2 separate regions of the Homo sapiens genome follow, and region 2 is linked to region 1. The links are chromatin loops, found by intact Hi-C in ENCODE. Cell type or tissue: ascending aorta. All regions are shown on one strand. Links, peaks and the distances in the headings refer to the core of each region. The heading gives the core; the rest is flanking DNA. Region 1 overlaps ZNF423 (zinc finger protein 423). Region 2 overlaps ZNF423 (zinc finger protein 423).

The links. Hi-C counts contacts between places; a loop is a spot of excess contacts. Peaks named below come from ENCODE experiments on the same cell type or tissue, not always from the same donor. Only the 100,000 strongest peaks of a DNase experiment are listed, where the experiment ranks them.
Region 2: a loop joins it to region 1, with 4 times the contacts of the local background. A loop is called at or near these places in 2 of 110 quality-filtered maps.

Annotation. Positions count from the first base shown.
Region 1 is chr16:49,697,729-49,700,633 of GRCh38, forward strand. The region is part of intron 3 of ZNF423 (zinc finger protein 423); the gene reads right to left. Among named protein-coding and RNA genes, the nearest start is that of ZNF423, 160 kb to the right of the region's middle. RefSeq lists enhancers at 1-271, 272-953, 954-1,635, 2,318-2,905. In ascending aorta, for the core only: no CTCF peak of the experiment used is centred there; DNase peaks (open chromatin) are centred at 857 and 1,463; H3K4me3 peaks cover 2,053 bases; H3K27ac peaks cover 2,224 bases.
Region 2 is chr16:49,618,929-49,621,833 of GRCh38, forward strand. All of the region lies in intron 5 of ZNF423 (zinc finger protein 423), which reads right to left. Among named protein-coding and RNA genes, the nearest start is that of LINC02179, 150 kb to the left of the region's middle. In ascending aorta, for the core only: no CTCF peak of the experiment used is centred there; a DNase peak (open chromatin) is centred at 1,623; H3K27ac peaks cover 2,500 bases.

The DNA.
Region 1 (2,905 bases), core at 222-2,721:
ACGCGTGTTTCTGCAAGCAGGTGTGTCCCAGCGTGTGCACGTTGTCAGTGACACAACAAAAGGCCAGCTGAAAGCCTTACCTACGGTGCGGGCAGGCGGCATGAGCCCGCGGTGATGCGAATCAGCCTTAACCAGCCCATTGTTGGGGAGCAATGCCTTTCAAGGGACAAAAGGCAGAGGGGGCAGGAGGATACACGGGGAGAGGCGGGCACATCTGTCTGTGGCATGAACCACTGCCCCATTACGCCGCCTTTCCCCACAGCAGCATCTGGGGGTGCGTGTGTGTGTGTGTGCAGGGACCAGCCCGACTCCACATTGTCCTGCCCAGCCAGGAGATGGAGAGTGCGGCACTCTTACAAAGACATCGATTTTCTTCCTTCCCTTCCAGAGCAAGATCAGATGAGCTCCCGGAGTGACACGTCCTTAACTTTTCAGTGGGGTTTTCTTTTTCTGACTTGTTTGTTTGTAACATTTTTTTTTAAACCAGGTCTCTAATTGTGTCTTTTCTTGGCTGCATCTCCTTTGCTCCCGCCCCCCGAAGCAAGGAGGGCATGTGCTGATTATCTGAGTGTGCAGCCTGCTCACGGGGCATCCTGGGCTCTAAGAATGCCAGGGGGTTAGAAACTGGGGAGGGGTGGGGGAATTAATTGCCAAGAAAACACAAGGCTGTGCTGCGACTTTGATTCCATCAATTACCATTATCTTTCTCCGCAGGTCCGCCAACCATCCCCCGATCCGGCCGTGTTTAACTTTCTTTGCCAGTCGTGATACCCCGTCAGATTTCTGGCGCTGCCACGCCGCCCGCCTGGGCTCCTTCTGGGCTCTTATCAGCCTCTCCCAGTCAGTCTGGCCCGCCACAGCTGTTCCAGGCCCTCAGCCCCTCACTTTATCTGCTCGCACAGACCTCGGCCTGGCAAGCGGTGGGCCCGGCGCCTGCTCCACATTCCCCAGGAAGCCAGCTGGGAACACAGCCGCCCTGCTCCCGGACCCTCTGAGAGTTCATTACCAGCCAGGGTACCCCAGCCCGTCAGCCAAGGTGCGGGCCGCGCTGCCGAGCCCGGCCGCCGGAGCCGCCTGCATCATTAAAACTCCAACCTTCTGAAGAGAAGAAAGAACAAAACCACAAATTTAGATTAATAAAGCATTTGTTGATTCTACAGCAATTTAGCAGGCCTCTAAGAAACCCACCAGAGACCCGCGGAGCTCCAGTAATTTTCTGTTATATTATCTTTCTTGTAAAATACTTCCCCAGACAGAGTCCCCAAAGGGGCTCAAATATCACTGTGACTAACCAAAATCAATGTGCACTCACCTATTGACATTTTTACATAGTTTTTGGATTTAGTATCCAGCCGAAAACACAATCACCTCCTCTGCCAAGGAGCCGACAGGCACTTAGCTAGTCAGCTATTAGTGTTACAAAGGGAAAAATGGAAGCACCCAGGGGAGCTGGGCGAGGCGGCACTGACGTCAGGGGGTAATTGGGTGTCTGAGAGAAATTGCCAGCGGCTGGCCGGCTCCCCCGGGGGCCGCACAAAGCTGAGCTGTAACTCTAATAAAGGAAAGGAAATTCTAGAAAAGGGGGCTTTGCTACAAAGGAGCCCAGGCAGACGCCAAAAATAGCCCTTTGGAAATAAATAAATAAATGCGGCCAAAACATCTAGATCTAAAAAATAAAATAAATCACTGCTCCACGGAAGCTTTCTGGCCTCGCCTCCCTGGACATCTGTTTGGGGGCGCAAAGGCTCCTCCCACACCGTCCCCCGCCCCCTGCCCCCGTTCTTCCCTGGAACCACATGGATTTTGATGCTGGAAGGAGGTTTGCCATCTGATTTGGCAAATAGTATGTGTTTTCAAAAGAATCTAAGTTTGTCATGTCCTCTTTCCCAGAGGTGGTATCTTCATTGTTTACTTTGGGGCTCACAAGGAAAAGGAATTTCTATTGTCCGGCTTTTAGTTGTTTTGATGTTTTCAGTTTTGATTTGTTTATTTTTGAGTGCTCTTACCATGCCATCCCCACTGGATGAAAATTGAAGGGGCTCTGGCTGCCTGGTTCAGGCCTCCTTAGGAAAAGTCTGTGTTCTTGGGAAGTGGGCTAAATTTTTATCTTACGGCTCTTCCACCCACTGACCCTGAGGCCAAGTGAGGGCCAAAGTCTCCAAGAGGGAGGAGGACAGAAAAATAGTGGACCCCACCCCACAGCAGCTCCCGAGCCAGGGCCCCAGGCCAGGATATCAGCCTCCCTGGGGAGTCTGCAGCCCTCAGAAGACAGGGGCGAGGGGCTGGGCTAGAAGCAGGGTTTCAAGGCCAAAGACCCTCTGAGACCCAGAGGCTGCCAGGAAATCCAGGCCTCCTTGATCAGGCAGAAGAGGGTGGCTTGGGGAAAGAGATGGCAAGAATGGGATTCCCAGGGTCAGATTCTATTTCATCGCTTTGAAAGAAAAAGGAAAAAGAGGCCCAGGATTTCAAAAAAAAAAAAAAAAAAAAAACAAGAAGAAGAAGAAGAAAAAAAGAAAAAGAAAAAAGCAGAATGCACTCCAACCCCAAGCTACTTGGAAATTGGTCGGAACAAAGGTCTTCAGCTAAAAATGTCAAATCAGCACCACAGGGCTCCCTGCCCTCTCCGTCTCCAAGCCCCTGCTGAAGCCCACAGGGCCTGCTGGGAGCAGAAAAGGCCCCTCCTGAGGTCTGCTCATGGCCCACAGCCCCACCCATCATGACACCCCAGGAGGCACAGGGCTTCCTGACTGGGGCGGAGGGGCAGCTGGAATACAGGGGGCCGTTCCTTTCCTGATGGAACATCCAGGATTGGCACTGGGGAGGAAAATCAGGCTGGAGAAAGGAAAGGGATCCTGCAACTCACAGCCCAGGGAGGGGAAGCAATGCTCAGGAACGCAGCCGCCAG
Region 2 (2,905 bases), core at 288-2,787, 79 kb before region 1:
CTCACCTACTCTACCTCATCCCCTTTGCTGTGATCCACCCACCTCCTGCCTCAAAGTTTGTTCTGTTGCAGTACTGAATTGTGTACAGTGTCCCTACATACTACATGGACCTCTTTTCTCTATAATTGGCTTGTACTAGTTTCTTTGCCTGGAATTCCCCTCCCACCTTACTTCTTATACTCTGAGACCCTGATTAGGTGTAACCTCTTCCAGGAAGTTTTCCTGGAATACCCAGATTGGGCAACATGCCTGTCCTCTGAGCTCCCTTATCTTAGACTTGTGACGTTACATTGACCTTGCAGGTTATCATCTCCTGAGCTGGGTTAGCGGCCCCTCACAGAGCCCACCGAGGATTTTAATAGTGTTTACTGAACATGAAGGTATGAGGTTACTACTAGAAGAAACCTCAATGACAGAGGCCTTCCCCCAAAACAAACAAACAAACACATACGCATACAAAAGGAACTCAAGAAAATGAGAAATTTTCCACTATTTTAAAATTCAGAACTGATGGATTCTCCATAGACCTAAACAGCTTCCTCGAATGAACCAACGGGATTCAAAGTCAGGGAAACCAAGTCCTTTGGGCTGGTTCTCTCAGCCAGGAAGACTGTTGAGGGGGAAGTGACTATGCCCTAGTTTGGGGGTTTGGCAACGAAAAAAAAAAGAATAAAAAAGAATTGGATTATAGTCTTGCTGTACAGGCTTGTTATTCTGACAGAACAGTTCCAGAACCTGAAACATGATCTCTGGAGGGAGAGGGAGACATTTTTATCACATATTAAGGTTAGACAGATGTTTTGGGTCTGGTGTTACCTGAATCAAAAGCACCATTGAAGAGCCTGACACAGCCCGGTTCAGCAACACGTGATCCTGGCAGAAAGGAGACAGGAACCCCTTTTTCTTTTCATGTTCATGAGATTTTCCTCTGTGGTTCTATTTGGGTTTTTTGTATCTCCCTGGAGCTGGGGCGAGACACTGACTTCCACTCCAGACTGTCCTCCTTGGACCAGAGACTCCTTCCCCTCCAAAATGCTGCAGGCTGGGCCTTCAGCACGGGGCCAGGGTCCAAATGGCAGCTTGAACAGTGGGCCCTGGCTCTGCAAGGTGGTTTGAAAGTATCTCCAGGGATGTGCTTCATAAAGACTTGTAAGGTAGAAAAACCCTCTCTCTGTCTGTCTCCCTCTTTCCCTCTCTCTCTTCTACACACACACACACACACACACACACACACCACACACACACAACACACACATACACACACATACACATACACACACAGACACACACATACACATACACACACAGACACATACACACACAGACACAAAACACATGCCTCCCTCCAGGTTGGCCAGGGCCAGTCCTGCCACAGTGACAGGGGAGGGCTGGGGACAAGAGGACACACAAGGACAGAAGCTGGCACTGGGGACACTTTAAGAGCCTGGGCAGGAGGCAGGAGGGGTTGATTTTCCAAACACCCACTTCCTCCCCCATGTATTTGCCCCTGACAGCAGAGCCCAGCCCTTGAAGGCACCCAGGGAAAGGGCCGGCGTGAGCATGAAAAGCAGGCCTCCGGAATGACTAATGCCCCACCGGGACAGGCCTGGCTCTGGCCTGGCTGCCCGCCAGAGAGTCCACAGCCACTTTCCAAGGACAGCAAGGGCAAGCGTTCCTGACAAGATTCCCTGAGGACCATCCCTTCCCAGCCCTGACCCTCCCCGGGGCTCCCCCAAGGGGCCCGTGAGGCCCTGCGTGAGGACGTCCAGGGGCCCAGAGGCTGAGTCACTCCCTTGGGGCCAACCTGGGTCATGGCAAGTTTGTTATCTCAAGGACAAGTTCTCAGACCCCTTATCCAGCCATCCCCACCCAAAACAAACTAAAAGTAAGGCCTCTCCAGCAAATCGGCTTCCTGGGGGTCTCCAGACTCAGGCCCTGCCCCCCAGGGTGAGGTGCCATGTGCCCCAGGAGGGCAGTGTACATACATTATACATATATGTTCAACACATGTGGGCAGACCCACTGCTCCTCCCTTCCCAGCCGTGGGGGACCAGCTTCCTCTGGGCCAAGCCCCCCATAAGCCTCCCTCTCTCTCCTTCAGCAGCCCCCCCGGGGAGCCCAAGGCAGGGGCCTCCTGCAGAGCAATTTCCTGGGGCGGCAGAGGTGGGAGTCATCCTCCCAGAGTCCTCGGAGGGGGTGAAGGGGAGGTGGGGAAAGGGCGACTGGGCAGAGCTGGGTCAACCCGGCAGGAGGCCACAGCACAGAGCTCTGGGCTGCTCCAAGTTTTTCATGTGCCTTCTGGGGGAGGAAGTGTCAAAGCCATTTCAAAAGCTGGGGGAGTCCCAGGGAAGGGGCCTCATTCTCCATGCGGAGGGGGGATTTCAAAGGAGACCCTGCTATTGAAAGGTTTCCAAAGACCCTCGCCTTTCTATCAGATCCAAATCACTCCCCTCCAAGCAGCAGCCAGGAGAGGGGTGCTGGGAAAATGTTTCCAAGGAGACATGTCCCTGAGTCATCATAACTCCCAGGGTCTCCGGGCTGCAGAGCCATGCAGAGGCCCCCGCTATAAAAAGGCCGGTTTACCGCCCCGCAGGGGAGCTCTCCAGCAGTCCGGGTCCCAGGGGAGGCCTGCCTCAGACCCCCAAGTGCCCTGAGTTTATGAGAAGGCTGCAGAGCTGAACAGGGCCACTTCTACCCACCAAGTCCCCCTGGTGCCACTAAGGGGGACTTTTACCCCCGTCAGCGGCAGGGCAGCCACTCTGGGCTCAGACCATTTAGCAGGAGAAGCCATCCACTGGGACACTGGGCCCCAAAAGATTTACTGGGATTGCAGAGCCAGCCCCAAACCAGGCCTGCAGTGTCTGCCTCTCACCATTTCCCCAGCAGCCTTCCCAAGCCACCAGGG